Regions from separate parts of the Homo sapiens genome. Here region 1 is linked to region 2. A link is a loop called in an ENCODE intact Hi-C map of the cell type or tissue named here. Cell type or tissue: heart left ventricle. All regions are shown on one strand. Each heading gives the region's core, and the rest is flanking DNA. Links, peaks and the distances in the headings are about the cores only.

What was found. A loop is a pair of places that touch in the nucleus more often than their neighbours do. Peaks named below come from ENCODE experiments on the same cell type or tissue, not always from the same donor. Only the 100,000 strongest peaks of a DNase experiment are listed, where the experiment ranks them.
Region 1: it touches region 2 in a loop (4-fold over the local background); 3 of 110 quality-filtered maps call a loop at or near these places.

Annotation. Positions count from the first base shown.
Region 1 is chr7:49,699,226-49,715,411 of GRCh38, reverse strand. No RefSeq gene overlaps it. Among named protein-coding and RNA genes, the nearest start is that of VWC2, 66 kb to the left of the region's middle. In heart left ventricle, for the core only: no CTCF peak of the experiment used is centred there; no DNase peak of the experiment used is centred there; H3K27ac peaks cover 233 bases.
Region 2 is chr7:49,633,544-49,649,729 of GRCh38, reverse strand. No RefSeq gene overlaps it. Among named protein-coding and RNA genes, the nearest start is that of VWC2, 130 kb to the left of the region's middle. In heart left ventricle, for the core only: no CTCF peak of the experiment used is centred there; a DNase peak (open chromatin) is centred at 6,269.

The sequences.
Region 1 (16,186 bases), core at 4,231-12,230, 64 kb before region 2:
ATAGTAATATTCATGGTTCCCACATATTGAAAGGCATGATGCCTACTATACTCTTTCTTTAGAACCCACAACTTCCTTATTATGTAGGTATTAGTATTTTTCTCTTAAAAGCAAAAAAATAAAAAATAAAAAAAAGGAAGCTCAGAAGAGATACATGTTCCAATCTACATAACTACAAAGTCCCGTTATACAATGATAACAGCCCATTTTCCAACAGGCAAACTCAAACATAGTTTGGTAATGAAGCATGCTACAGTGTGAGACAAGCTTGGTACAGAGCTGTAAAAATACTTGTGTCAGTTTAAAAACAACAATAGGATTTCACATTTTTATTGAATGAAAATGTGTATATTAAATAAAAATTAGGCAGGTGGTTATTTAAACAGTTGTTCATTTGATTACAGTGAAAAAACATTTACAAAGATATAATCATATTGATTAACTTTGAGCAAGTTTGAAATCTGATCCTAGTGCCTTTTTGGTTTCTTTTTCTTTGAACACACATGTGTAAAAACTACAGGAACATTTATAGACTCACAAATTTCCCGGAGTTTGACAAATCTTCAGTACCAAATCACAGAAGTCATCTGCTTGAGTCAAGTATATGGATTCTATTTATTCTTCTCAGCCAGAATGGAAACTTTCTATTTCATAAATTTTTTTAGGAAAGGAAAAAAGTTATTCCCTAACTATGCATCCCAAAAGCTTACTTCTTCTAAATCTATCCTCCCATCAAAACTAATCTGACGGTTTTGATCCCCTGAGTAAAAGCTGTCAGTGGTTCCCCAGAAGCTACCTGTTGTTAAATTCTTTTAATGCTGTGGTAAGTTGGATGATTGGCCCCTGTTCTTCACCCCTCACTGTATCATACCCTCTGCCTCTTTGCTGCGGTATTCCTACCACAAAAGCAAAGTGTACTCACTCACCCCTTGACACTGGGCTGTGCCTTGTGACTTGATTTGGCCGTTGGGTTAACAGCTGACTTGGCACAAGCAGGGGCTTCCCTTGTGCTTGTGCAGTTGGGAGAGCTCCCTCATCCTTCTGCCACTGCCATGGGAAGGACATTCTGCAGTAGCAGCTGGTCCTGCATGAAGGTTGAAGGACACATGGAGGAGAGTCATCCTGGCTTATCCACTAATATGCAAACAAGACATAATTACTGAGTTTTGTGTGCCAGTGACATTTGAGATTGTTTGCTATGCAGTGACCTTAGACTGTTAGAAATTCTTTGCAGCACTTTCCAGGGTCTTGTCTCTTCTGATCCTTTGCTTCCCCTCTCCCCACTGGTGATTTTTCCGCAGTGACTCCCACAGGCTGGTGGCTCCTGAGCATGCCTCATCAGCTCATGTTGTTTCCCTGCCAGCCTGCATTCCTGCTGTGATTTTCCTGAGCCTTGAGTCCCCCTACTCCTTTCAGAGAAGATGATAACCACAGGGCTTAGGGGATTGGCTTTGCGTGTCAAATGGCCCTTCACGGTAGACACAGACCTAAGCTTCGGGCACATAACTGCTCCAACCTCAGTGCTCTTATCTGGAAAATATGGGCAATAATATCTCATAGGGTTTTTATGAAGATTATGTGTATTTAAATCACTGGTTGCTCTAGTTTAACGTGCTTAATAAGATTTGCGAATGTTAAGTGTTTTTACGTAAGATCCATGTAAAGGTCATCTTATCTTGACAATTACTTCTTCCGTTTTCCACTTTCCTGTATCCTTTCTCTCCAAATGTAGAAATCTTTGTACTGCATTGGGATTGGTGTGAGACCTTAAACACCGTAAGGCAGGAATATATTTCTTATTCTATGCTGGTTGGCACAGAGTAGGGGTTATGTCTTTCTTGTATTGAATTGAACTTTGCACTTGGATTATTGTCTCCTGGGGGGCCCTACCAGCAGATCGAAATTTCCTAGAGCAAATTCCATTACTTGTGTTCCATTTCAAGCCTCCCTCCCTCCTTACCTCTGACTGTGCATTCTGTTTACTTCTTATAACCAGGAACATTAATCATTTTTGTATGTTTTCCTCCAATGGGACATGATGGACATGATTATTCATATGCAGGAGTAAACAAACCCAGCTTGTTTCCTTCTGGGAACCAATAAACATAGAAGCTATTAATTTAGACTGGAGAACAGGAGTTTAAAAAGCTTTTCCCTTTTTAATGATGCATTCCCTGTAATTCTATAGTATTACATTCGGGAAGTAACATGAGAGTTTTCTTGTGGCTAATTTAACACCTGTTCTTGTATGGACAGGTCTTTGAATTTATTTTTAAATGCTGTTTTTTTTTTTTTTTTTTTTTTGCTTTTATACCATCAGTGCATTTGTCTTATTGCATTTCTACTGAAGAAAAGATAAGATTAAATATCTTTCACAAGAATTAAACAAAACCAAATTAAATGTAAGTTCTAGGTAGTGCTGTATCATTTAAACACTTTCATGAATACTGGATTGAGAACTGAATGAGCATCATCATTGATACACATAGTACTTCTGACAATTTTTGCAATCTTTTGGTACCTGTTTCTCTGTACAAATTATGAAGAAACAATTGAATTTTTTATAGCTTTTTGACATCTCAGAAGCGAATAGGTTTTAGGGATTTAAATTTCTGCGGAAGGAAGCATGGTGTATACAGTAGGAAAGAGTCCCCATTTAAAAGCCAAAGAAAAGTGCACCTGGGGAATTTGCTCATTAATTGTGTGAGAAAAATGTAAAAACATCTCCTCTGAGCCTTTTCTCAACCACAAGATGGAAATAATAATATGCTCGTCACAAACTGATTGTGGGACTAAATATAAAATTTTCTAAACATATCGGGTTCCTTCATTTGAATATTTGTTTGTTGAGAAACATGATAGAACTTACTTATCTGTGACTGGAGGGACAGATGCACCTGGGATTGCTGCCTTCAGCTTAGGTCAAATTGTGTCCGGAATTGGTGGGTTCTTGGTCTCAAGTGCTGGGTTCTTGGTCTCACTGACTTCAAGAATGAAGCCGCCAACCCTCGCGGTGAGTGTTACAGTTCTTAAAGGTGGCGTGTCCGGAGTTTGTTCCTTCTGATGTTCGGATGTGTTCCGAGTTTCTTCCTTCTGGTGGGTTTGTGGTCTGGCTGGCTCAGGAGTGAAGCTGCAGACCTTCACGGTGAGTGTTACAGCTCATAAAGGCAGTGTGGACCCAAAGAGTGACAGCGGCAAGACTTTTTGCAAAGAGCGAAAGAACAAAGCTTCCACAGTGCGGAAGGGGATCCGAGGGGGTTGCCACTGCTAGCTCGGGCAGCCTGCTTTTATTCTCTTATCTGGCCCCACCCTCATCCTGCTGATTGGTCCATTTTACAGAGAGCCGAGTGGTCTGTTTTGACAGGGCACTGATTGGTGCGTTTACAATCCCTGAGCTGGACACAAAGGTTCTCCACATCCCCACTACAGTAGCTAGATACAGAGTGTCCACACAAAGGTTCTCCAAGTCCCCACCAGAGTAGCTAGATACAGAGTGTCCACACAAAGGTTCTCCAAGTCCCCACCAGAGTAGCTAGATACAGTGTGGATTTGTGCATTCACAAACCCTGAGCTAGACACAGGGTGCTGATTGGTGTGTTCACAAACCTTGAGCTAGATACATAGTGCCCATTGGTGTATTTACAATCCCTTAGCTAGACATAAAGGTTCTCCAAGTCCCCACCAGACTCAGGAGCCCAGCTGGCTTCACCCAGTGGATCCCACACTGGGGCTGCAGGTGGAGCTGCCTGCCAGTCCCGCGCTGTGCACCCGCACTCCTCAGCCCTTGGGTGGGTGGTCGATGGGACTGGGCACCGTGGAGCAGGGGGCGGCACTCATTGGGGAGGCTGGGGCAGCACAGGAGCCCACGGAGGGTGGGGGAGGCTCAGGCATGGTGGGCTGCAGGTCCTGAGCCCTGCCCCGCGGGAAGGCAGCTAAGGCCCAGCGAGACATCTAGCGCAGTGCTGGTCGGCCAGCACTGCTGGGGGACCCAGCACACCCTCTGCAGCCACTGGCCCGGTTGCTAAGCCCCTCATTGCCTGGGGCCGGCAGAGCTGGCCGGCCGCTCCAAGTGCGGGCCCGTGGAGCCCACAGCCACCCAGAACTCATGCTGGCCCGCAAGCCCCACCCGCAGCCCCGGTTCCCGCCAGCACCTCTCCCTCCACACCTACCCACAAGCTGAGGGAGCCAGCTCTGGCCGCGGCCAGCCCAGGAAGGGGCTCCCACAGTGCAGCGGCAGGCTGAAGGGCTCCTCAAGTGCCATCAAAGTGGGAGCCCAGGCAGAGGAGGCACCTAGAGCGAGCGAGGGCTGTGAGGGCTGCCAGCACGCTGTCACCTCTCAAAATTAAATATTTTTCATTCACTATGTTACCTTGAGGAAGTCACTTAACTTTGTAACCTCAGGTTGGTCAGCTATAAAGAAAGTCAGTTATAAAACAAACTTTAAAGAGTTGAGTAGGAAATACGTCAGATGGTATAATTATCAATTAAATTAATAGCATTCCTTTTTTTGCACAGCTTTATTTAGATACAATTTATACACTGTAAAGTTCACCTGTGTAAAGTGTATGATACTATTGATACAAAATTGTGAAATCATCACCATAATCTAATTTTAGAACATTTTCATTACTCGGTAAAAGTATTTTATTTTTCTTCTAGCAAAGCATTGAATACCAGTTTGTCCACATCCTTGCTAACCCTTGTTTTTCTGTTTATCTACTTTAGTCATTCTAGTAGGGATGAGGTGCGATCTCATTGAGGCTTTGATTTGCATCATCTCAATGTCTAATGAGGATGAATATCTTTTTAGGTGCTTATTGGCCATTTGTATATCTTTTGGAGAAATGTCTATTCAAACACTTGTCTTCTTAATTCAACATTTGTCATCCTGCCCTGCCTTTTTCATACGCTGTTAAATGGCATTTATCACAGGTTACTAAAATTCCCTGACTCTAGTTTAACTGTGGCTTGGTGAAATAGAGTAGGGTTTGGAAGTTAGGCACATATATTCTTGATTCTATGTTGTTTGCAAATCACCTGACATTTTCTGAGCCTCAGTTTCTTTTTCTGTAAACATAAATAATAATACTTTTCTTACAAAGAGAATGATTAGATGAGATAATGTATGTAAAGGGGATACACACACACACACACACACACACACACACCCACACACACATATGCACAAGGCCCTGAACATAGAAGGAGATAAATAAATGGTTGTTCATTTTTCTTTCTCTTTCTTACTTGGGCCATGGGGTATAAATATAGAAAAAAAAAATCATAACAATTATTGGGCAACTTTCAGTTTCCCTTCTGTTCTGTTGAAACTTAGGAGTGCTTCATAGCACCCCACCAGTCTGGCACTGGGTAAACTCCAGGACAGTGCGGGACATTAATTGTAGGGCTGGAATCAAGAGAACACAATGGAGCGACAGGGCAGATCTATCCCAGACACCTCCAGGTTCAGGATGGAAAGGTGTGTAGTGTAGTCAGTGTTCTTGGTTGTAAATTGAAACAGAAAATACATGTATTCAGTAGGTATTGGGAGTTTTCAGGGTCCTCTTGAGGTGTTGTGGTCCAGGCTGGGAGAATGGCCAGGACTAGAACCCGGGAAGTCAGGCAGCTGAGGTAGTGCCTGGCTGGGATGGCACCACTGGCATGACCACACCATTTATGCTCTGCAGCCACTCCCTAGAATCTCCACCTGCCCTGGGCCTCTGCCTCACTCCCCTACCCCTGTGTTCATAGTCTTGGCTATGTCTGGAGTGAGATGGTGACTGGGCCCAGGTTACCTCCCATCTCCTGGCTGCTTAATGTGGGAGGGATGATCTGCTCTCTGATGGCTTCCTTAGGAAAAGGTGGGGAACTGCCTCTGCCAAGGGCAAACAATGAGAGGCTCCTCAGACAAGAAAAGGGTTCATTTCCTAGGAGTCCCCTAATGACAAATAACTAGTGAAGGATCCTAGGTTTTTGGTCTGTTTGTCAGGTGGGCAGGTGAAGAAATGAGTGAATGATTATATCCCCCTACAGATACTTGCAAAAGTGAATATTCGCTATGTAAGGCAATCAAGGTATTTGGCTTCCTTAGACTTGTACATCTAATAGCATACACCTGACATGTTTATATTCTTTTTACTTTGTCATGGCTTTTCTTTTCTTAGGGTCCACTGAAAAGAGAAATTTCAGTGACTAAGAGAAGCGACTTCCAATTCCCTCATTTGTGTAGGTTCTGGTTTTCCAGGAGATAGTGCACTAACAGGTTGGTATCAGAGCCTTCCCCAGGCTACATCCCCACCTCTCCTGCCATCATCTCCTGCCTGGCTGCCTGTCTCTCATCCTGTGCTTTCTGTCTTCAATAGAGTGGCCAGAATGACCTGCCAGCCCATTGCTCCAAAGGCCACGCTATGGGCTCTGCCCCCACCATCCCTTTCCCCACTTCTCCCTGGCTAATGTCAACTTAATTATCCAGGACCCAGCTCAGACATCACCTCCTGCTTTCTCCTAACTCTAGTTGCTTATCCATGTGTCTATTATAGCTACTTAATTGCTTGTGTGTGTAGATTCTCTTCTCTTAGATTACAAATTCCACAAAGGCTGAAAATAACTCATCAGCACTTGCTCTTAGTCTCACTCCTGCCACCAATCATCCAGCAGAGGATGTGATTCACAACACATATTCAATCCGGGAATACCGAACACGGTATTTCATTACTGTCAAGGAAGGCCTTAGAAACCCTGGGGCCGCCCAGGTCCAATTGTGTAGACTTCTACTTGTTCTCCCCAGGGATGGAAGCTGTCCCGAGGTCTCTCACCAACTTGTTCACTCTCACAATCCATTTTAGACTCCATAAGCAACAGATTAATTTGGCAGCCCAAAGACAATTTCCCACCAATGAGTCTTCTAATTCTTCCTTTCTGCTTTCATGTAAACATTTGCAGTTGCTGACACAACTTCTACTTAGCATTTATTTCTCTTTTTACCAAATTAGGCTACTTATTGCCTCATTTGCATATAAGACTCACTACTTGAGAAGTGTTCACAAATCACAATAATTAATACTTACTTGCACTCGATATTACCTATCTACAAGGCAATTTAAATTTATTAACTAAGTCAGCTAATTGGTAAACAAGTATAAACCATTGCCACGGTTATAGAGAGTAGGAAATTGAGATGTGGAGGCACTAAGTGATTTATTTAAGCCATTCAGCAAATGAACTGCAGAGAGGGAGTTTGCATTAGTCTGTTGTTGGCTCTCAGCCCCATATCTAGACAACTGGCACAGCCCAAGCCACACAAGCAACAGGGGGCAATTAGTTATTCAAATCAGGTAATTACAGACATAAATACTCATTGTCTCATGCCATGTCTGCTGGCCTGAGAAGGCCCATTTAGAGCCAGGTCTTGAAGGACTATGTTAACAAACTCAGCAGGACTTTGTGGCTCAACATCAATAGGAGAATAGACTATTAAGTTAGTGACTCTTGTCTACCACTGCGTTGCGTGAGGAATATCTGTGCTCTCAAATTCAGTATTGTCCTTAGTGAACTTCTCTTGTCATTTTTATACCAAATGATTTATCTCTTTGAGAAAAATAAGCAAATTCATCATGTAATTGGTAATTCAAATAAAACATTTTTTAAGATCTTCCTTTGTGGGCATTTGGGAAAAAGGTAAAGAAGACTCAGGTTCCTTCCTTATGAGAATTATCAAAAAGTGCTGCTGTGTTCCAGGTGTTTTTGCATGTGTGAAAATCTCTTATTTTCCTAGGAGAGCTCTGGGGGTTGCTACTTTTCTTATTTATAAATAGAGTCCAGAACAGATAAGCACATCTGCCCAGAATCAAAGGTAGAAATGAATTCTTGAAAATTTAGGCTTAGGTTTGTGTGATTTCAGATCTCATATATATTATAAGGTATATCAGGAATACAGGAAAGTGCACAGATCAAAAGTGATACATTTTCACCGACTGAAAACACTTAAGTAACCAACATCAGATTAAATCTTCCTAACAATGAAAGTTATAGTTTCAGGCACTTGTTAGGAGATAGTCCACTCTTCTAGAGATCACACACTTTTACTCACAGTTGTAAAGTGAAAGTGAGGACATACAGGCCAAGGAAATGACAAAGCCAACATTTGCTGCAGTAGAGCCTTGTGTGTGCACCTCTGGCTTGGTCTGAGCTGGGGTCACATGCTACCTTCACTTTCCTCTTCCACTGCTCCACACTGTTGGAGGCTCCCAGCTGCACTCAGGAGGTAACTAAGGCTTGGGGCACATTCTAATCTTCTTGAGTTCTCCAGAAAGCCAGCTACTTACTTATCCATGATGGACACAGGGGAAGAAATTACCCTGCATTTAGGAGATTTGGACATTGTTTGTTGGTAAAATACTTTCTGCTATGTCGTGGCCGCTTGTCAAGACCCAAGGCTACAAGAGCATAGACAAGGCATTAGGAGACATAGAAGGTAAAGAAAAAGAAAAACAGAGAAACTCTAAAATACAGAAAGTCTCTTCAGACATATTCATTCTACTATCTAGAGGCTGTGGGGTTCAATCAGCATGAAACACCACCTTTGCTGTAGCTGGTTTTTAATGCAGACAGTGGTGTGAAATATAGGGACATGACGCATAGTGCCTATTCTGTGATCAGCCCTCTCTGGGCTTCAGTCTCCACAAAACCTACAGTTTTGGATAAGATAATTTCTTCCCTGACTTTCAGCCCTAACGTGATCGTGTCTTGTTTAGTGAGGATGCACTGTAACAGGAATGTGGAGGATGGCAAAGACCCCTGATATAGCAGGGTCAAGAACATGGATTCTGGGGCCACTCATGCCTGTGCACAGATCCTGCCTCCAGAACTTCCTGGCCGTGCATTGTGAAGCAAATTGTTTAGACTTTCTGCGCATATCTTTTTTCATTTGTAACATAAGGACAGCAATAATAACTTCCGTAAAATATTTCTGTGGGAATTAAAAGAACTAACAAATCAGTCAGAGCAATGTCTGGCGTCTAACAAGCCCTCTCTAACAGTCTGAATTAGTGCTGGGCTCATGGATCATGTTCTCTAAGTCACCTGAGGGCAGGATTGGGACATTGTGGTTCACTGCCGGGCTCCTAGGACTTGGCATGGTGTCAGTACTTGGCAGGCACTAGTTGAATGGCTGAATCATTTTTTTAAGGAATGATATGTAGACCAGGGCTTCGTGCTAGGGCTCTGTTAACATTTCTACCATGACCCCATTGTCATCTTTGTTTATTCCTTTGAGCAGAATTTTATAGTTTTTTTTTTTATGTCTCTTATCCTAACATAGGAGAAACCCTAGATTGCTGTTCTCCAATGAAATGCAGGCATGACCTCTTGGTAAGTAGAATCCTGAACATCTGATCTAATTTCTTAGCCATATGTGGGTAGCTCTATGCTCCCTTGCTCTATCTGGCATCTGTGAATGAGAATGCCTTCCCATATTACACTGTAGAAAAGGAGGAGGGCAGGTGGTTGGTGTGAGAAATGAGAGAATAAGCGGCTGTTAAGAAGGGGTTGCACTGACCAGTGGGGAAGGAAGGAGTGTTTTGTAGCTCTGAGCATCTCTTTGCAACATTTGCTTTTGGTGTGGAGGTCACATCTGTGGCTCTAAAAAGGATGCTGGGGGTTGGATTAAAAGTGGAGACTGGGAGGGGCTTTTCAGTACTCCTGACTGTGGGCTGTTCTGGTCTTAGTGAGACCTGGAGTGAATCTGATGGGTGTTCTGGGAATAAAGTCAAAAACATAAAGTCTAGAAAGCAATCAAATTTAAATAAAATTATGACCACCCAGAAATAAATATAAGGAGTTAAATATGACTCTCAGTGAGAACATCAGACCACTTCATCTCTCACAGTGGAGAGCAGATCATCTCCTTTGATATTTCCTTTGCAGATTAATTTTTTGTTATTAAGAAGATAAATAGTACACAATCAACACTTCAATCTGGATAACATTGAAGGCAGCCGATTAATTTAAAATGAGAGAACTGCTCTCAGATGAACTTACCCTGCAAGAAGAGACTCATGTATCATGAAGAGAGAATCAGATTAAAATGGGCAAGGTTTGTAATAAAACTAAAATATCAGATGTCTGGGAATTTAGCCAGGAAGATGCTCCTAGCTTCAGTTTTTCCTGAGGAGAAAATACAATTATCGGGTATCCTGTAGTAGGTGTTTCTGTTAGGTAGGGCCCTATTCATTGATGAGAATGGTAGTTTTTCAAATAGAGATGTATTTGTATTTATTTGTGAAGTTTTAAAATTCATTATCTTGTGTGTACATGTAGCATGTTTGCTAGTTTTTTGCGGGACTATTTACATAGTGCAGGCTTGATAGGGCTAAATAAAACATTCTAAAAGTGTGTGAGATGATAACTAACACTGTATTGACCAATCACAGTCAGGACTAATATTACAGGTACCATCTTCTATATTTGAGGGATTAGGTATTGGTGTTTTATTTTTTATTTTATTTTAAGAAAACAACTAAAGAGAACAGGTATTACTCATATAAAACAGTCACATTGATAGACTGAATATTCATTATAAGGTGACAATCTCTCTATGGAATGTGTTGACAGGATATGCTATAATCTAAAAGCTCATGTTTATTCTCCTCTTCACTAATAATAATGTATCCACCATTCCAAAGATGAACACCTCTAATTTGTTTATGTGTTCCTTTGTCTACACCACCCACACATGGCATTTTATTTATTTATTTATATATATATCATCCAGGCTGGAGTGCGGTGGCGCAACCTTGGCTCATTGCAACCTCCACCTCCCAGGCTCAAGCGATTTTTGTGCCTCAGCCTCCCAAGTAGCTGGAACTAGAGATGTGTGCCACCATGCCTGGCTAAATTTTGTAGTTTTAGTAGACAGGGTTTCACCATGTGAGCCAGGCTAGTCTGAACTTCTGGTCTCAAGCAATCCACCCACCTTGGGCCTCCCAAAGTGCTGGAATTACAGATGTGAGCCATTCATTTTGTATAAGTATAATCATACTGTAAAGAGCCTTTTATATCAAAACATACCCATTTAAATTAAATCATTAGTAAATTCCATAATACTATGCATTTGGAATGCCTTTTTGGTAGGAAGTAATGAAGTGAGTAATAAAACATAGTGTAATTAAGGTTTCCTCTGTTATGGGACTTTTCCCCTTAAGTATTCTCTTTTACAATGCAGTGTCATCTCACCAGTGGCAAGTCTAGTTTTGTAGATGGGTTTACTTTGGAACCAGTCAGAAGTCGTTCGTACTCATATCTGGCATATAAAGAGGCTTGTGGTTTTTTTCCCCCCACAACTTAAGCAAATTCTTTAAACATTACAGGGCAGTCAGATGGGTGGCCTTCTCTGGAAGCACAGTCACTGGTCATCTAGCAGCAGACCTGCCGTGGAACTTTCTCCAGGTGTCCACTGGGATGACACTGAGTGAGAAGGATGTAGCATCAGAATAAAAGTGATAGAACCAGGAAATGTTGAAAGAGGAGACTTGACCGGTGAGGGAATATAGAGGAAGTTGTATTTTCCTTCATCAAATTGATGCCATTCCCGTCACTGTGTATGCCAGTCACGTGTTCTTAGGTGGGAAGACCCACCAGCCATTTAGGAGAGACGCCACCTAACCTAGACCAATCAGGTAATATGGGCCCCAGCCTTAGTGATGGGTCAGGAGAAGGGTTCGTGTCTTGAGATGATCCACGCACAGTGAAGTTGAACATGTTTTTATAATAGCTATGAGAAGAGACATATAGTTTCCCCCAGATGTGAAGCTTGAAGCCCTGTTACTACTGATAGCCTCTGTCTTGGGACAAAGGCAGCACATGTGGGTGGCAGGAGGAATTGCAGGGAAACAGCTGGAGCTCTTATGGCCTCCAGCAGACAGGGCAGGAAGCCTGCAGACCTCCAGACTGCTCAATCACTCAGCCGATAAAGCTCCCTTCTGATCTAAGATAGTTGTTACTTTTTTGTTTCTTCCGATTGAAAAGATTGTAGTGATACAGAAATGCTAGGTCATGCTGGCCTAAGGAGGAGAGATTATCTGAAGAAAAATAATGGTAAGGAGAGAGAGTCACCAGGATGGAAAAGACCAGCGAGCAGAAGTCACAGAAAAACAGACGGGATCTATATGTGAAAGGGAAGCGAAAATGGTGAGAATACTCTGTGGGGCTGGTTTTGCTGTCCCTTGTAAATAACTGAAGTTCAGACCAGTTAATTTTTGAATCCAATGTAAAGCATTGATTAAGTGATGAAGGCAGGAACTGAGCCCAGATCTGGCCAATTCCATGCTTTTTCTACTAAACATTTGCCTCGTTACCATTCACAGACAGCCCAGTGCCCAGCTGTAAGGGAAGATGTAGATGCTACTTCTGCAATAGGTGGGTTTACAAATTAGATATTCTGGAAGGACACGCTCTTTCACAGCCAACATTCAATGTGCGTAACCAGAAACAAAGAAAGTTGAAATTCAGCTGTTTAGGGGACTGGTTCAGGTGGGCATTGGGAACTTTGTACATGTGTGCAAACATGGGTGTATAAACACCTTCCTAAGGATGACTGTAAGGCACAAGCATTAGACCTAAGGCAGCACAGAGTTGATAAATACTTCAGTGGGGGAAGAAGTCCCAGGATTTTGTATTCTTCTATCATTGAATATTCTAGAGCTGGGTGGACTCCTTTACATCAACCATTCAGTGGGACAGAATATTTTGGATATTGATTTAATTCTGGAAATAGATGATAGCATGTCATCTGCAGCCCCAGCATCTGGGCAGCAGGTGTTCTGTAAAGTGCTTGCCAAGTGAAGACACAAGGGAATTCTTGTGAGAAAATCATTCACTCTGCTGACTTCCACCTGTAGCGGGGTTCACTCTAGGGACTAAAAGTCAAATGCATTTTTCCAGGAAAAAAGAACTTTATTGCATGTTTCTGTTGTACTATCATTTTTGACATACAATCCTTGATTTAGATGGACTCATTATGGAGGATTGAGAAATTTCAGTTGGTGGGTTATTCATGAGTCAAGGATCACAGAGACATATGGATGGTGACTGAATTCTGTAGGGGTTCAGCTACATAAACTTGAGTTATTTGTATGTATGATTAAAGGGAAGGAAAAGGAACCAAGAGTAATTTAGCATTTTTAGTGTGCCAGTCACAGTGCAAGAGGATTTATAACCATTACCTCATTTTGTCCTCACAATAATCTCATGAAGAAAGCAATGTCGCTGCCATTTTCTAGACAAGGAAAACGGGCTTTTGAGAGGACAAATAACACAGCTGAAGAAACGACATGTTGGATTTAATCCCATGTTTCTGGTTTCAAAGCTACTGCTTATCCCTCTTATGTTAGAGAAATCTAAGGTTTATGTCTGGTTCCTGAGATTCCAAAACCTGTACTCTTTGGTTAAGAAATTGAAATAAAAATATACAATAGAAGAGAATGATGCACTAATATGATACTGCACTTTGGTTAAGTGGAGTTTATATTATTGTTAAAATATTCGTAATACTAAACCCTTAACATTTAAAAAATCCATCCCAATTTAGCATGAATAAATTAGACCATAGTTTTGAGTACAAAACATAATTACAAATTAATTACAAAAAATTAGAATGAAGCTGAGAATTATAACTAGTATAAAAGTCTTTCAGTATTTAATTGTCCATTTGTAAAACAGAGGAAATTTACCTACATTTGAAATGACTTAAAGACCTAGTATATTACCTTGGATATTACTGACTGGTAGTAGGTTTTCAAGTATATTGAACATTTTTAACATCTAAATGGTGATTTGGTTTAATTGCAAGATATTAAGCTAAAACAAAAAGTTGGAGATGGGTCACACAAACTAAAGTTGTGCTAGTATTAAAAGGAAACACAAAACAATCATTTTAGCAATGCTTTTTAATTCTTTTCTCCCTTCTCCTTCTCCTTCTCCTTCTCCTCCTCCTCCTCCTCGTCCTCCTCCTCCTTCTTCTTCTTCTTCCTCCTCTACTTCTTCCTCTTCTTCCTCTACTTCTTCCTCTTCTTCTTCTTTCTTCTTCTTTTGTAAGTACTATGTCTTCTGACTAAAGTTTAGAAAATTCAGGTAAGAAAATCTCTAAAATGAAAATCACCAATAGTCAGAGCTCTTAACAATAACAAAACATATGAATGATTTTAGTGATAATATTTATGGAAACCTACCTATCGTTGACTCCCACACTTAGTGGTGCATGCTGTTCCCTCTTATCATCCCCACGGTGGAACCCTGGCAGCAGGTGACTTCCCCCGCCCTCCGCTCCTGCACTTGGTGTTGCTGTCAGAGGCTGCTGCTCCTCTGGGGATGCGTCGCCGCAGCGCTGCCAGCTCCTTCCTTAGCTCCTCAGACAGAGCTGAGCATGGAGGGTGTCAGGCTGGGGTCCTCATCACCGCGCTCCGCCCCCCAGGGACCCGTGTTGTATGGATTTATATTTGAAGGGGAAATCACTCAATTCCGTGCCTCTTAGATTCTGAACCACAGTTGAGAAACAGGCTTGGGAGCTAGGCAGGAATGAAAACATCAAAATTACTAGTCAAAGGGTAGTGATGATGAGGAGGTTTGGCCGAACGACTGGACTTTCTTTGATGAAATCACAGGCAGCCCAAGTTGAGAACCACGAGCCCTGCTAACACACCATGCCCTCTGGGCCTGCCCAGCTTCCTCTCCTGCTTAACGTGGAGCCAGGAGTGAGGAGAAGAGCACTGCTGTTGCTATACAGGAGAAAAGGAGGGCCGTGCACACCCTCAGCATCCTGTAAGTAAAGACATTCGACAGCGGGCACTGAAATTTTAATTTAGCATAGTGCTGCTTCGAGAGAAAGGTAGTGTAGCGCTGCTTTTAAAAAGCAGTAGAAAAGGCCCCACAAGTCATCATGAAAACCCGCGGAAGGCTTGCCAGGTGGAAAGTGCTCGGCTCTCTTGACTGCAGCAGCTCCCAGGGCTCGGCTGCCTACTGGAGTGACCTGAGTCGTGTTGGAAACAATGGATGACTGGGCTCCCCTCCAGATGTTCTGATTGAATTTATGTCGGACATCAGTGATATTTTAGCTGTTTGAACAATTCTCCCCAGGTGATTCCAATGTGTGGCTAAGGTTGAAAAAATCCAAAAGGACCTTCAAAATTATACCAATTTTATCTATTTAAAGTCTACAAAAAATCACGCAAAATCATGTGGCCCCCACGAAGGCAACAAGCATTGGATAGGAGCACGGAGAAGCAATGACCCTCCATGGTGGCTGGCAGTGATTTTCAGGGCCTTCCACTAACCAGCCTACAAGGCCCCTCCTGCTGCCCTTTGGGGAAAGACCTTTACTTCTAACTTGAGTCAGAAACAGACTCAACCACAATGAGGACAAAACATGCCTATTATGGGAGCAGCAGAGGATAATCGCTGACCATGACATTTGTTAAATAACACCCTTCCTGGGACTGTACTTAATTAGTAGAAGATATTTAAGTTGCACAGCAGCAGAAATCAAAACCTCCTTCACAATTCTATAGATAAGACGGAACAGGATTTATGTCGAATATTTAAGCCAAAGAACAGATCCCTGATGTAAGTGAGGCTCAAAGCAGTATGGACTAACACAGAGCAAAATCACTGTTGACACAGAAGCTTTGAAAAGAGGAAAATTCAAGAATTCAGACTGGGGCAATAATGGAGGCTAAGAGGGAAACCCGAGTTTTACCCCCAAATCCATCCAGGATGAAAGGCTTTTTCATTGTTCCCTGACCCTAGTTATGTTCTTTGGAACTCTTGGGTCTAATGACAAGTACTTCTCCCTGCTATAAGCCATTCCTTTCTCAGCCAGAGCAACTCTGCTTTTCATTATTCCACATATGAGGGTTTTGAATCAGATTTTTTGTTTGTTTGTTTGTTTAGGGAAAAATGTGTCTGGTGCTTTAAAAAAGCAGCTGGGAAGCCACTAGCTTAAGGGTAAATATATATTACTCCTATTCCAGAGTGGGTCCAATGATTGAAAACAAATCCTTTACTTGTCACCTTGTACCAAATTACAAGGGACATGAACTGCCATGGTTATTGCTCTAGACACGAGAATAGGCTGTGGGAGCCCCACCCTGAGTGCAGGACTTCAAGGGCCAAACAAGTTGGGTGATGCCCCCCA
Region 2 (16,186 bases), core at 2,599-10,598:
ATATTTCTATTGAATTTGAGACTGTCCTTTCCTTGGCTTTATATACATTAAACAGATGTGAATCTTAAAAATATAGATAGATAGATAGATAGATAGATAGATAGATAGATAGATATGGTTTGGCTCTGTGTCCCCACCCAAATCTCATGTCGAACTATAATTCCCAGGATTGGAGGAGGGGCCTGGTGGAGGTGATTGAATCATGAGGGTGGACTTCCCCTTGCTATATTTGTGATAGAGTTCTCATGACACCTGGTTGTTTGAAAGTGTGGGGCACCTCCCTCTTCACTCTTTTGCTCTTGCTCCAGCCATGTAGGATGTGCTGGCTTCCCCTTCCCCTTCTGCCATGACTGTAATTTTACTAAGACCTCCCTTAGCCATGCTCCCTGTATGGCCTGCAGAACTGTGAGCCAATTAAACTTCTTCTCTTTATAAATTACTCAGTCTCAGGTAGTTCTTTATAGCAATGTGAGAACAGACTAATACATATATGTTTGTTTGTAGGAGTATATGTGTGTTTATACATACATACATATGTATATCCACCTTCTTTCCAAAACACTTCCATATTTTGTGAGAGTACATAAATATGATATCAAAGTATATAAAAGTTAACAAAAAGGGGCAAGATGGACTTGGAATACTAGCCAGGGTACTTCAGAGTGACAGAACCAACAGGATATATCTGTATACAGATAGATGAGAGGGGATTTATTAGGGGAATTGTCTCACACAATTATGGAGGCTGAGAAGTCCCAGGACAGGTCAATTGCAAACTGGAGACCCTGAAATGCTGATAGTGTGGCTCAGTCCAAGTCCAGAGGCCTCAGAACCAGGGAAGCTGATGGGTGTAACTTTCATTCTGAGGCCAAAGGCCTGAGAATCCAGCGTGGCTGCTGGTATAAGTCCTGGAGTTCAAAGGCCAGGGGGCCCAGATTTCTGTTATCCAAGGCAGAGGATGAGCATATTCCAGCTCCAGGAGATAGATTGACACATTGGCCTTTTTAAAATTTTTGTTCTCTCCAGGTTCCTAGTAGATTACATGGTGCCTGCCCACATTAAAGATAGATCTTTACCTAGTCCACTCTGACCCACATGAGAATCTCCTCTGGAAAAACCCTCATAAACACACCCAAGATAATTCTTTACCATTTTTTCTAGATATTTCTTAATCCAATCAAGTTGATATCTAAAATTAACCATCACACATGATATTCAGAATGTTGATCACCTTAAGGTAGGAGAGGAAGTGAGATAGGAGGAATCATGGTCTGCTCAGTATGGGCTGCTGTCAGGGTGTCAAGGTCCTGGGTTTTGTTTAGGGTAGTGGGTACACTAGGGCTTAACACACAATTATAATAACTAACTAAACAAAACTAGCTGACTGTGTCAAAACAATGATGAGTGCATGCCATGACCCAAGATTATTATTAATTATTTCCTGGGCACCTGATATGGTTTGGATTTGTGTCCCCGCCTAGAGCTCATGTTGAATTGTAATCCTCAGTGTTGGAGGAGGGCCTGGTGGGAGGTGATTAAGTCATGGGGATGGATTACCCCTTATGTTCCTATGATGTGTGTGAGTTCTCACGAGATCTGGTTGTTTAAAACTGTGCAGTGCCTCTCCCTGCTCTCTCTCTCTCCTGCTCTGCCATGTAAGGATGTGTTGGCTTTTTCTTCGCCTTGTGCCATGATTGAAAGTTTCCTGAGGCCTCCTCAGCCATGCTACCTGTACAGCCTAAAGAACTGTGAGCCAATTAAACCTCTTTTCTTTACCCAGCCTCAGGTAATTCTTTATAGCAGTGCAAGAATGGATTAATACAGCACCTGAAATCCATAGGAAAAATAGTAAATCAAAATAAAAACTAAAGAACAATGAACAAACAAAACTCAAACTCAATTCTTGTTACTGTGAAAATGGAATTGCATAATATATATATAAACGGTGCACCATAGTGCTGGACATCTGGAGTGGGAATCTTTTTTCTGAAGAGCGTAAAATAAACCTGTCTCTTACATGTCCTTGGCCATCTTGAGGGTAACAGGGGTTCTGGTAGGAAGCCACTCATAGCAGTGCCATCAGAGTTCCACGTAAAGGCATGGGTGTGGGAACAAGACTCCTGTCCTGGAATGAGATGGAGCAGATCTGGAATCTGCAGGACAGGACCCAGGACAGGTCTAAGCAATTATCAGGAAGCAAGCCTAGGAACAGGGAGTCATGGTGAGGCAGGAATGAACACATGATAGGCACTGGAGCCTCGAGGGATTGAGTCACTTGAGTGAGGGGCACTAAAGCCAGGTAGGGTGAGCCCAGAGCACAAGCATCCAAGTGGGAAGCTGGGGCCTGAGACCTCACCTCCATTCTGCTAGGTACTACTCTGTGTTCTGTGGTGAATTCATTTCCTCTGTCCCCTTCAGTTTTTTTCCCATAGATAGAAAACATAAAATAAATATAAAATATACAAAACCATGTAATTTGTATATTTCAAAGAAAATAATATAATATAAATGAATATTATAATATGGAAATTTCCTCATTAGGTTGCCGTCAGCATTAAAAGAGTTAACGCTGGCCAGGTGCAGTGTCTCACACCTGTAATCCCAGCACTTTGGGAGGTGGAGGTGGGCAGATTACTTGAGATTTGGAGTTCGAGACCAGCCTGACCAATATGGTGAAACCCTGTCTCTACTAAAAATATAAAAATTAGCCAGCTGGTGGTGGCACACACCTGTAATCCCAGCTACTTAGTAGGCTAAGGCAGGAGAATCGCTTGAACCTGGGAGGTGGAGGTTGCAGTGAGCCGAGTTCATGCCACTGCACTCCAGCCTGAGCCACAGAGGGAGACCCTGTCTCAAAAAAGAAAAAAAAAAGAGTTAACACTTATGAAGCCCTTACATAGTGCACACACTATACAGAGGGAGTGCTGAATACATTTAAAATTCTTTTATTATTGGAATTACTATAAACTCTAAGTCGTTCTTTTATGGAATGCCCTTCCAGCAGTTTTGGATCATGTGTTTATTGGCACAGGAGAAAATGTCTAGCCCCAGATTTGACCCACTGTTAACGCTTCCCGGGGTAGCAGACTCCTCTCTGCTTTCCTAGGGTACTGTTGAGGGCAGAAAGTGAAGTGTTATTGAGACTAGTGTTCAGATCTAAGCTCTATCACTCACTTGCTCTGTGATCTCTGACAGCTTACTTCACTACTCTGAGCTTTAGCTTCTATCTTCGTGGCAAAAACAATGCAATATACTTTAAGATTTTCTGTAAAGATATTAGGTAATACAGGCAGTCTTCGCTTTGCAAGGTAATGTAAGACCATAAATCTGACTGCAAACAGTGTTAATTTAAATCAATGCAAAAGTTACGATTGTTTCATGACATATGAACATTTTTGTCAAAACATTCAAAACTTTCTTACTGTCACTTATAGATATATGAGAAAATAAAACTTAGTAAAACCAACATTATTTAGTAAACTGCACTTTAAAATATCAGAAACATGGAGAATTATGAGGTTTTATTTATTTGTTAGAAACCTGCCAAGAGCCTTTGAAAAGTGTTTGCTTTCTTTTCATCCCTTATGATACAGAGCAAGCATCTTTTCCATGCCTTGACATATAGCCATTCTCTTTGCTAAGACTGGATCAACTTCCAATGTTTTGTCCTTAGTGCTTTCCATGTTGTGAAACATCTCTGAGAGTCCTTTTAGTGGGAGATCTTTTGCCAGCCTTCCTTCCTCCAGGAAATGACGTCCTTTTTTGCCATTGATGTCAACTATCCTCTGTCCTGAGCTCCCCGACTGCACATCTGGAGTCTCTCGAAGGCTGAGTGTTCACGTTCCCTCTGTCAGCTATTTCTTCTACAACCTGATTTACATTTTATTCAATTTCACTTCCAGCATTATCACTTTCCATTTCCTTGCTGCACTTTTATCTTTGTTGGCCAATTCCCTCTTTTGATTACCAATGTTGCATATAGGAAAATAAAAAATAGTACCAAGCTCAATGGTAAAATATCATGCCAGTTTATCATGGGGGACAAGAGACAATATAACTACATGCTCTCCTGTCTGTGCATTGCAGAGTTTGTCTCCAGAACAACGACAACAACAAAAAACCCATGTGTAAATTTTCAGGCCAAACCATAGGCAATTACAAAGGCTTTACCTGGCAGACCTCAGGGGAGCGTTTTCCTCCCTACATCTGCACAGCCAGTGCTTTGCAGACACTGTAGGGAGTTTCAGTCAGGGTCTCACACCACCTGGGCAGCCATTTTCTTATGCATTTTTGCACTGCCAGCCCAGATGATTTCATTCCTATGTCTTTTTATCTAAGGTCCTCTTCAGGGGCCTCTGCTGAGGTCTCCTTATAGAGATGGGGAGGAGGCGGAAACCCTGAAGGCACTTTTCCCCATTCTAACTCACTACCCAGTATTTTTCCACTCCAAATCCTCCCTCATCTTTCCTCCTAGCCCCTGGGTCAGTAAAATTACAGGAGCCATTTGTTTGGAGATCCTTCAGCTGTGAAAATGATGCCCCAAAATGTCTATGCTGACCCTCGACTGGAACACCGTTCCACGGGAGAAAACAGAACAAAGGGGAGTCAGCACTTTTTCTGGTTCAGCCTTTTGCTTATACCATTGCAGTAAGTGATTAAAGCCTTGATTATGAATTCTGTTTTGGCTTGTTGCCTTGTATCAGCTACTCTGGCACCTGGCTACTCAGCTATGTCTCCAGCTAGACTAGCTCCTGACAAGTGTGACCTGAATAACAGGTGTTCAGGGCCAAACCACTGGCAGACTTTGCAAGAAGTGAAGTGATTGGTCACTGATCATGATGCACATCTAGTATTTATGTAGGGATGTGTGAACTGAAGAGCTAACAGTGAAGTCAAAGTCATTTTGTTGGAGGGACAGGTATTATATCAGCCATAGTAAATGGAATCTCTGCATGTCAGAATTGAGCAAAATGAGGACTGCCTTTCTGTGTACTTGCTTGATGTTAGTACCAAGCACATAGAAGGAATTCAATGCAATTTTGCTCTCTCCCTTACCCCAAATTCCTTAGGCACATCTCTGCCCATTCCATAATGAAGCCTCTGTGTCAGCCTGCATTCCAGGTGGCTAATGTTTCAGATGGACAGCCAATGAGCATTGCAGCCTTAACACAAGCATGAGCTCACCCCAGATGGAGTGTAGGGCCCCAGACGGACCTTCACAGTCAGCTCTGTTCTGTCATATACATCTATTTCCATACTCAGACATCAGTTTTAACTAGTTCAGTGTCCATCACTCACCCACACTTATGACTTCCTGACCTGGATCCCCTAAGGTGCAGTGCTATTCTGGTGACCCACAAGGGAACATCCTGGTGAGTTGGTGCCTTGATGAGAAGCTCTGTCTCCTGCACTGACACTGCACACATTCATTCCTGTTCTCCCCATGGAGATTTCAAGTGATGCACTACCTATTGTTTGATTGATTCATCGATTTCACTGAGTCATTGATTGATGTGTTCTTCTGTTCATTTTCAAATACATACTATTAATACTATTAATAGTAATTAATCAATTAATTAATTAATACTTTTAACCATCTAATATGTGTTGGGAACCATGCTTTGTAATTTACTGAAACAGATTTTGAACAGGTTTCTTTATCTTTCCATTTCTCCAAGTGTACAACAGGACAATACTAGAATCTTCCACCAGGGATGTGAGGGAGGCACAGGCCATGCATGGGATGGGCTGGGAACTGCTCCTGGCTATTAGGAGGCTCTGGAAGTGTCAGCCGTTGTTGCTGATCCTGTGGGGATCAGCCTCTGCCTGCAGGCCCCTCACATTCCGATATTCCTCAGTAAGCTCTGTTTTTGGATTCCTAGGGCAAATTGTGTTTGATGGTGTCTACAGCGAGCAGAACTGACACACAAATCTCTGAATTTGAAAGATGTTTTAAAATTGCATTTGAAGTCATCGCTGAGCATCAATATTTCACCCTGAAAGGAAACTGAAGCATTTTCTGTCTATGTTCAGAGCAAGCTAGGACATCCTTCTCTTTCACCTGACTTCTGTAACTGTGGTCCTCAGCAAGGATCAATCTCTGAGGCGAGAAAGCACAAATCATTTGCTCCAATTAAGGCAAACAGAGTGCAGGCTGCCAAGCAGGGCTCCAGAGCCTTGAAAGGGATCCTTTCAGGAGCTGCTAATCACAGCCTGCCCAGCTGCTGGCAGCTCCTCTGCAGGCGGCCCAGATCGATGCCACTCTCCAGCACTGCTAAGGAGAGAGAGCCTGGACAGCGCCTCCAGTCACCACTGCCACAGCCATCACTGCAGCAGCCAAAATGAGTTCACATTAGTCCACGGCAGTTTATTGAAGGCACAGTGCATGGACTGCATGGGAAAATGTCCACTGTCCCTAATGGGAATGTAGCTGCTGTGCAGAGGGAAGAATGTGTCCTGGGGCCACTTATTTGGTAAAGGATGGATTCCTCCCTCTCTGCCTTCATATTGTCTTCACAGACTCAGCTTTTTTCAATAGGCAAGAAAAACAGTCTGTCCAGAAAATCTTGGTGTAGAGAAATGTGTGAATGACAGGTGATATATCACAGGCTTTTCAGAATGTCAGAACAAAAGGAGATATTATTTTTGATCTTTTATTTGTATAAATTTATGGGGTACAAGGTGCAATTTTGTTACATACATAGATTGCTTGGTGGTGAAGTTAGGGCTTTTAGAGTATCCATCACCCAAACGATGTGCATTGTGCCCATTAAGTAATTTCTCATCAACCACCCACCTCCCATCACCTCACCCTTCCAAGTCTCCATTCTCCATTGTCTATTTCTTTTATTATTATTATTGTTATACTTTAAGTTCTAGGGTACATGGGCACAACATGCAGGTTTGTTACATAGGTATACATGTGCCATGTTGGTTTGCTGCACCCATTAACTCATCATTTACATTAGGTATTTCTCCTAATGCTTTCCCTCCCCCTGTCCCTTACCCCACAACAGGTCCTGGGGTGTGATGTTCCCCGCACTGTGTCCAATTGATCTCATTGTTCAATTCCCACCTGTGAGTGAGAACACGCAGTGTTTGGTTTTCTATCCTTACAATAGTTTGCTCAGAATGATGGTTTCCAGCTGGATCCATGTCCCTGCAAAGGACATAAACTCATCCTTTTTTATGGGTACATAGTATTCCATGGTGTATATGTGCCACATTTTCTTAATCCAGTCTATCATTGATGGACATTTGGGTTGGTTCCAAGTCTTTGCTATTGTGAATAGTTCTGCAATAAACATACGTGTGCATGTGTCTTTATAGTAGCATGATTTGTAATCCTTTGGCTATTTCTTAATTTTAGAGATGAGCAAATTGTGGCCAGAGAGAAGCGTCTTAAGGACTCCCTTCCCCCAAGAGCCCAGAATAGAATAAGAATGTTTATCACGGGGCAGGCTCTGCCAAAGATGTTCTATGGGAGGTGAGTTATGCTGGAAGCAGAAGCAAAGGTTTGTACTTAAAACAACAGGCAGAAAATCTTGCGTTGCACACACTAACAGAAGTTTCTTTCTTTAGGCAAATGCATATTTTGAATCTCTGAGAAAGGATTAAGTATGTATTATTTCATAAACTTAACTTTCCAAGGAATATTTTTTCCAAGAAACTCCCATTGGGAAAAACCTGATTCAGTGAAGTCACCAGGCTCAGACATTGGCTCGCACCCTGGTAAACCTTTTGCTGGTTGACCATTGTTTTACTTTTAAGGGTAAATGACTTAAGTATCTAATTTTTTTTTTTTTTTGCAAAATGAATATAAAATAACCAATTTTGAGTTGTTTTGATGAAGAACTAATTTTTAAAATGTGTAGAAAAGGAACAAAGACAATGCAATGTAAAATGGAATGATTTCACCAAATGATGCCAGAAGAACTGGACATCCACATGCAAAAAAAAAATGTATATATAGACACATACCTTATACCTTTCACAAAAATTAACTCAAAATGGGTCATTAGACCTAAATGTAACACACAAAACTATGAAACTCCTCGAAGAGAACGTAGGAGAAAATCCAAATGATCTTGGGTATGGTGATAAGTTTTTTTTCATGAATCACCAAATGTGTGATTCATGAAAGAAAAAATTGATAACTGGCATTTCTTAACACTAAAACTTCTGCTCTGTGACAGACCCTGTCAAGATAGTAAAAAGGCCACAGGCTTTGAGAAAATATTTGTAAACCATATATCTGATAAAGAACTTATATCCAAAATATTTTTAAAAGCCTCTTAAAACTCAACAATAAGAAAATAACCCATTTAAAAAAGAGACAAAAGGTCTGAACAGACACCTCAACAAAGAAGATGTACAAATGGGAAATAAGCATTTGAAAAAATAATTACCACCATATACCATTAAGTAATTGCAAATTTAACAACAATGAGATGTCACTATACACCCAGTAAATGGCTAAAATGTAAATACAACAGCAAATGCTGGTGAGGCTGTGGAGCAACAGAACCTTTCATTCATTCCTGGTACAAAGGCAAAATGGTATTGTCATTTTGGAGGATGGTTAGGCAGTTTCTTACAAAACTAAATATACTCTTATGATCTGATCCAGAAATCATGCTCTTTGGTATTAACCCAAAGGAGCTGAAAACTTACATCCACACTAAAATCTTGACAGAAGTGTCTAAACCAGCTTTCTTCATAATTGTCAAAACTTGGAAGCCATCAAAATGCCCTTCGGTAGGTGAATGGATAAAGTGTGGTGCATCCATACGAGGAAATTTTACTTAGTGCTAAAATGAAATGAGCAATCATGTAGTGGAAAAACATGGAAGAATCTTAAACGTGTATCACTAACTATAAGAATTCAAACTTAAAAGCCTGTGTACTTAAGATCAGTGCTTGCTAGGGATTCAGAAGAAGGAATGAATAGATGGAAGATAGGGAATTTTTAGGGCATTTAAACTTTTCTGTTTGATTCTGTAATGGTTGATACATGTCATTATGCATTTATCAAAACCCATAGAATCTACAACACAAATAGTGAGCCCTGGTGTACACTATGGACTTTAGTTTATAAGAATGTATCAATATTAGTCCACCAGTAGCAAATGTGCTAAAGTAATGCAATGTTAATAATAGGAAAAACTGTGGGGTGGGAGAAGAGGGAGAAGGTATATGGGAACTCTATACTTTCTACTCAATTTTTCTGCAAATCTGCTCCAAAAAATAAAGTTTATTAATTAAAACACAGAAAGGAAACAAAAAAAGATGTGTGTAAAGCATGTAATGCATTGGCAGGTATCCAGTAATGCGTTGCTCCTTGAAATGAATGAAGTAACTTCTCCCATGTCACAGATCCTGCAAGGAGTTCCCTCTGATTTTATTTCACCATATGGATGGCCAGAGTGCCGCTCTGCCTCAAGGATTCCAGGAAAAATAACAAACTAAAAGGAGTGTTAAGAGGGTGTAATCCCCTTGGAGGAAGTTCTGAAACATGGAAGAAATCAGACCTTTAGGTACGACACACTTGCCTGCTAAGTCATTTTGTGCATAGTTATTGGTTTGTCATTTCTGACTTCTTCTGAGCACATATTATGTCTACACTAGGAACTTCACTGTTAAGCCTTCCAGCATGAAAAATTTCTTTGATCTTTGGTTCATTGTAGGGCTGTGTCATTTTGACTCATATCACTGGTTTCTGACTAGTAAAAATGGTGCTGATAAAAGTGACAAATTCTGCTTTCACTTGAAATGAACTGTTTTGTCATCCAGCAGAGGACAAGTTATGGAACTTATTAAAGACCATGGGGGAGGCCCCAATTTCAATATGACACATTCAATCCATAGTTCAACTGCTCCTCTCTCGAAACAGCCCAGAGACAAGACCAAACAAATATAAAAAATGATATCTAAATATCCTAAAAAGTGCTAAAGAACAGAAAAGAGTGCCATCAATAGGCTATACATTTTGAGAATTTCTGTTAACTTTTGATTCTGTTGAGGAGCTCCCTGGGATCCAGTTGTCAAATGAGGTTCACACAAATCAGTTTCCCAGTGTTGGTCTCTGGGACTAATGTCAGGCATGCAGACAACCAGGAGGCTCAAACAAAGGCAAGAGCAGTTTGGGGCATCAAAGGAGGCTCTTCACATCCTCCCTTCCTCCTTTGGACATGCACCTCTGGACTACAATAGTAGATGAGGCCTCTAGGTGAGGTTTTCAGGATACTTTCCACAGCAGGAGGAGGATGTGAGTCATGGAACATCTCCAGATCATCTTACAGACAACTGTGTACCTATGAGACATTGTCTAGGAGCCAGGTCTCAGGTAATCTGTGTGTATTTACTCTAGGTTATCCCTTAGCTGTGTACTGGGAACATCCTGCTATGGGCATGCTGTAGATAAGTACTCTTTCCCCTTGCAAATGTTTACCCAGATTACAGTTGCCAAAGAGATTGGACTGGATGGTATGCTGTCTTCTATTCTTTCCCAAGGGCATCCTTCCCCCAGAGGGATGAGTAGATCACAGGCCAGCTGACTCCCTCGTGGTGCCTTGGGACAGAAAAATACTGATCAGGGTTGATCTTCCAGAATAAGCCAACAGTGTCCTACTAACCCACTGAGGAAATGTGGGACAAAGACCAGCTTTTTAAATAGTGGACAGAAACACCTTCAAAATCATAGCAACAAGAATGTGCCTCAGCACGATTACTCAAAAAGCAGAGATGGATATTGCTCTAGGCTTGCTTGTGTTCTCCTAAAATTCATATGTTGAATTGAATTTCATCACCCAAAGTGACGGCACTTGCAGATGGGCCTTTGGGAGCTAATTATGTTGAGATGAGGTTGTGAGGGTAGTGCCCTCATGATGAGGCTACAACCCTTATACAAAGAGTCACCAGAGAGCTTGCTTTCTCCCAATCTCCACCATGTGTGGACACAGGGAGAAGGCAGCCATCTGCAAACCAGAAAAAGCCCTTATTGGGGAACCGAATCAGCCTGTACCTTGATCTTTGACTTCCCTGCCTCCAGAACTGTGAGAAATGAAGTTCTATTGCTTAAACCAGCCAGCTTGTGGTTGTTTGTGATGGTAGCTGAAGCTGACTAGCACAAATATGAATTTTCAACCTGCAAGCAGCTCTCATACCCATATTTCACTTTTCTTGCTACATAAGGTGCGGATTTGTGGGGTGGCAGAAACATGAGCAGCACAGCCATATAGGGAAGGAAGAATACCTTGTGCAACCTCAGGCCACTATTATTAGATTCAGCTCAGAGGTTACATAGTCTAAATAGTCCCGTCTCCAAAGCAATGCCTGCTCTACTTCCCAACAATGACAACCTCTCTGGTAGCTCCACAAATCACCAGCAGGGGCTGGACACATGAGAGCTTGTAAGACAGTGACCAGGGTGCAACACTAGGGTCTCTGAAAGCCCTGCATGTGGAGATGGGACTCTGGCCTAGTGGGTTGTTGAGAGGATGAGCACCCTGTGGGGACTGTGATGCCAGACTATGTAGAAGAGGAACCTGAGGTGGCCAGCAGCGAGAGGGGTTCTGATCAAACCAGACCTCTATATGCATTTACACAAGAAAAGAATCCCTCATCACTTTAGGAGAATCAACAACTTAGAAGAAGCAAGCTAGACTGATCAAATGGAAAGAAACTATCCAAAAGTAGTAAAAAACAGTTATTACTCTCAGTGAGATTTATAGAGTGTGGCACCCAGATAACAAGAACAAGCAGCTATGAAGAATGAAAATAACTAGAATGTTGAAAGCAAGAAAGAATTCTTGTTATTCCAACTTGTGATTAGTAAAATTAGAAAAACCATGGAGTTTAATGAACTTTGCAGAAAAATGAAATAATGATTTAGGACAGTTTTTGGTAAACCTCAGCCTGTGAATGAAACTCAGGGGTACTTTTTGTATATCCCTTAAGTGTATGTGGATAAATGTAATATATTGGGCATGGTGTCCATTTGAAAGGAGCTCCAAAGTGAGAGAACAGAGGATACAGAAAGGAAGCAATAAAGCAAAAAATAAAAAAATAAAAAAATGCCTACTAAAGAAATGTAGATGAGTTCATGTCAGAAGGGCTCATTTAAGGACGATTGGAATATATTGAAGGGAATCACATACATAGATATGTCATACATCAGGAGAATTCCAGAATTTTAAAATTAAAAGAAAATCCCACAAGTTTCTAATTCAAAAGAAAAATATGTCACCAAGTAACATGAAAAAAGTCAGTATCTCCAGCCTTATCATCCTTAGCACCAAATGCCTTAGGGCAACAGATCAATACTCAAATTTCTAAAGAAAGCTGGATTTTAATCCTAAAATTTCATATCCATCCAAGTTATTATTCACTAGTGACATCAGAAGAAAATATTTTAGGATTAGCAAGAACTCAAAAACTATTAGCTGCCATTTACAATTTCTGAAATTAATTACTCAAGCAAGTACTCCAAAGAACTGATGGAAGAATTATGATAACATGTTCAAGAAAAGTGGAAAGTGATGTATACAAAACACACTGGTGGTCAATGAAGAAGTTGATAAGAGTAAATGATTCGGGGCGTAACTGCTTAAAGGTGGCAGAGTGAAGACAGTGAGGAAAGCCCTTGGTGGCCATGTTTTCCTGCCCAGCAGGCTTGCTGCCATGTGTCTTCTCTGGGTTGCCTCATGGGGATGGGGGAAATTAGAGTGTTTCCAGGAGGTTGGCCCTGGATTCTGACTGCTTTCTGTCTTTCTTGAGGAAATGGCCCATGTCTCACCTTCCATCCCGCTGTCGGCCGGTGCCATAAGAGCAAAGAAAGCTGCTTTGCTAGTGTTTGGCTGCTTCTTGGAGTTTCCCGCTCATCTTTTTGTGGGATGAAGATGCCTACTGAGTGACAAAGACACTCTGCTGATAGCGCATTATTAATAATTCCAACCATGACTCCTCTCAATTGATCTCCTGTCCGCAACTTCCTTAATTATAACTTTTACTAGGTAAGGTTCTCAGAGAAAGCAAAAGGGAACAGTTTTCACTTGCACTGGTCAATGTCATGTTGGCAGAAGTGATTTATTATGAAAATTTCCAATGGAAATGTCCCCTGCTGTGCAATGCATCACCCCAAGCTAGCATGAAACTCTGCAGTTAAAAAAAAATCTGTTGTAAGAGGTCTGACTGGCTCCCCCTGGGTAAATGAGATGAATTGGTGCTTCAGTCATAAGACTGGGGTTCCGATTTGGAGTCAACAGTTTCCCATCAAGGGCTTGGTGTATGTCAGTCATTAGCTATATACATTTGCTTACATGAGCTTATTTAGGCTTCTAAAGAACTGCATGATGTAAATTTTACTACTTTCATTTTATCACTCAAACCATAAAGGCATGGCATGGGGAGTGTTACTCCCCTCCTTTACCTTCCCCCACTGTAATTTTCCCAGGACCACATACCTTCAAACACTGGTGAAGATAAGATTTAGATACTGGTCTGAATTCTATTCTAACATATGGATGTAGCCTTAGGCAGCAACATGGAATTTCTTTTCCCCAGATTCTTGTCAGGGAACATAATCTCAAACTCTTTGCCATGTATTTTCCACGTAGGGGTACATGTCCATATTCACAGATGATGGTTTGAAGACTCTCAGTTTGCCCATTCCTCTAGCTACCCCCATTTGACTGTTGGATTAAGTCAGACCACAAGGGGGTGGCATGCTTGGGAAATGGTGAACTGGGCCCTCTGCCAAACTAGACTGTCTTACTTGCATTTTTGGTTTGTGTCATAATGGTATCATTGTGTATAATTTACTTACTGAAAGGCATGGAACTTGCTGCTATATTTCCAGTTGGAAAATTGTGGAAGGTGTTGTTTGCTACATCACACAGGATTCCATTTATGAGTTTCCAGCAGGCAGTTGGAGGATTGGGTCTAGAAGCTGGCAGTGTGTAGAGATGGGGAAGAGTGCACTCAGAAATACTTGGGGTTGGGGTGTATCTTTACAATTGTTAAGGAACAGGAGGTGGTGCCAAGTGGAGTTGAGGTCTTGAAGAAAAGTGGATACTGGAGAGAAATCAGGGAATGCAACCAGTCACAGATGAAAATATAAAGACTGGGCACTGAAATTGATGCAAGGTTGAAGTGAATACAAATGCATGGGTCTTTAAGTCTGAAAGCCTGAATTCAACTCAAGGGACTTGAATTTTCTGAGCATCGGTTTTCCTCCTATAATATGGGGATAGAACACCAACATACAGGATAGTTTTGAGGATTAAATGAGAGTATTCATGCAAAGTACCTGAAATAATGATTATGACATAGCCAAAGCTAAAAAACATAAGGAAAAGAAATCATAGGCACTATCACACCCATGTGTCTGGGTACCAGAGCAGAAAATCTAAATGTATGCCTGCCTTTGAAGAGTCTCCTTCTACCTTTCTTTCTCTCTGGACTGGGGCACCTATATGGTCTGAAATGTAGTAGGGTCAGAAAATGGCTCTAGGTGCAGCAAGAAGGGTGGCAGGACCAACCACTCATACACACCATCTCTGCTTGTTGTTCCACTGCACCTTACTCGTTTCCCTCACATGAGGTCATTTCGGGAGAGCAACCACAGAACTCCACTGCTCATATTCTGAAGTACACAAGCGTGGGAGAAATGGCTGTATGGGGTAAAATACTGAAATTGGAAAAGAAATATTTGTCTTCCCATGGGAGGTAGCCCCTGGCACTGGTAACACACATTTAGTGTGTTTTCTTCCTCCAATTACTTCCTCTCCTTGGATTCTCTCTACTGTTTATGCTTTTCTTCTTACTTAATTCTTTTATTCTCACTTAATTCTTCTTACTTCATAAGCTGGTACAGGTACAATGACATTCATTTAAATAATTAAATTCCTCTTCTATGTTATAGTTTCCATTTACTGCCTCAGAAATCAGACTATACTAATTCATCACAGAAGGAAATGTAATTAATTGTTCCGATTTAATTTTAGTTATGAGAGATCTAGTGCTAAAATGAGACCCTACAGAACATAATGCTTGAGGAGAGAGAGTAAACGTTAATGTTCTCATTCCTCTGTGTCTCAAAAGAACTTTGGTTTGATAGTTGCCTACTCTGTAACAAGAACTGTGTAGGGAATTTCACACACATGATCTCAATTTTTGGTCACAGCCTTTTGTGAAGCTGAAGCAGTTGTTATCATTTCCATTTTCTAGATGAGGAAACAGGATCACAAAAGTCAAATAATTAGAAAGTGGAGAAAGCAAGATTTGAAGGTATATCTCTTTGATTTTAAAAGATGTTCATTTCTATTTACGATTGTCAAAAATAATATGAATACAAAAGCCTGTGATGTTATGAAAATTTTATGACAAATAACACATGTTTATGAATGATAGGATAACTGTAGGGCTCTGTGGGGTTGGCAAAAAATGAACAGTGTAACCTCTGCCATCCAGATAATATTTTTAATTGATAATGTTCATTACACATTTTAAGGAGAATACTAAGCTCAACAATAGGTTTTATGGAACTCCATAATCACTTTAGAGAATGAGGTGCTGCAACTTCAGGAACTTGGATCCTGATGTTAGCCTTAGGTGGGATAAGGGCTATGGGCCATCTCCAATGGAGGTGTGAAAAGGTGTGACCCATTCTGCCTGCGTGGGAGCAGGTTGCTGCATATGGATAAGTGTGTAAGGAGGTCTGTGTATAGGGATCTGAGTGTGAAGAGGTCTGTGTATATGGATCTGAGTGTAAGGAGGTCTGTGTATATTGATGTGTGTGTGAGGAGGTCTGTGTATATGGATGTGAGTGTGAGGAGGTCTGTGTATATGAATCTTGTGTGAGGAGGTCTGTGTACATGGATGTGAGTGTGAGGAGGTCTGTGTATATGGATGTGTGTGTGAGGAGGTCTGTGTATATGGATCTGAGTGAGGAGGTCTGTGTATATTGATGTGTGTGTGAGGAGGTCTGTGTATATGGATGTGAGTGTGAGGAGGTCTGTGTATATGAATCTTGTGTGAGGAGGTCTGTGTACATGGATGTGAGTGTGAGGAGGTCTGTGTATATGGATGTGAGTGTGAGGAGGTCTGTGTATATGGATCTGAGTGTAAGGAGGTCTGTGTATGTTGATGTGTGTGTGAGGAGGTCTGTGTATATGGATCTGAGTGT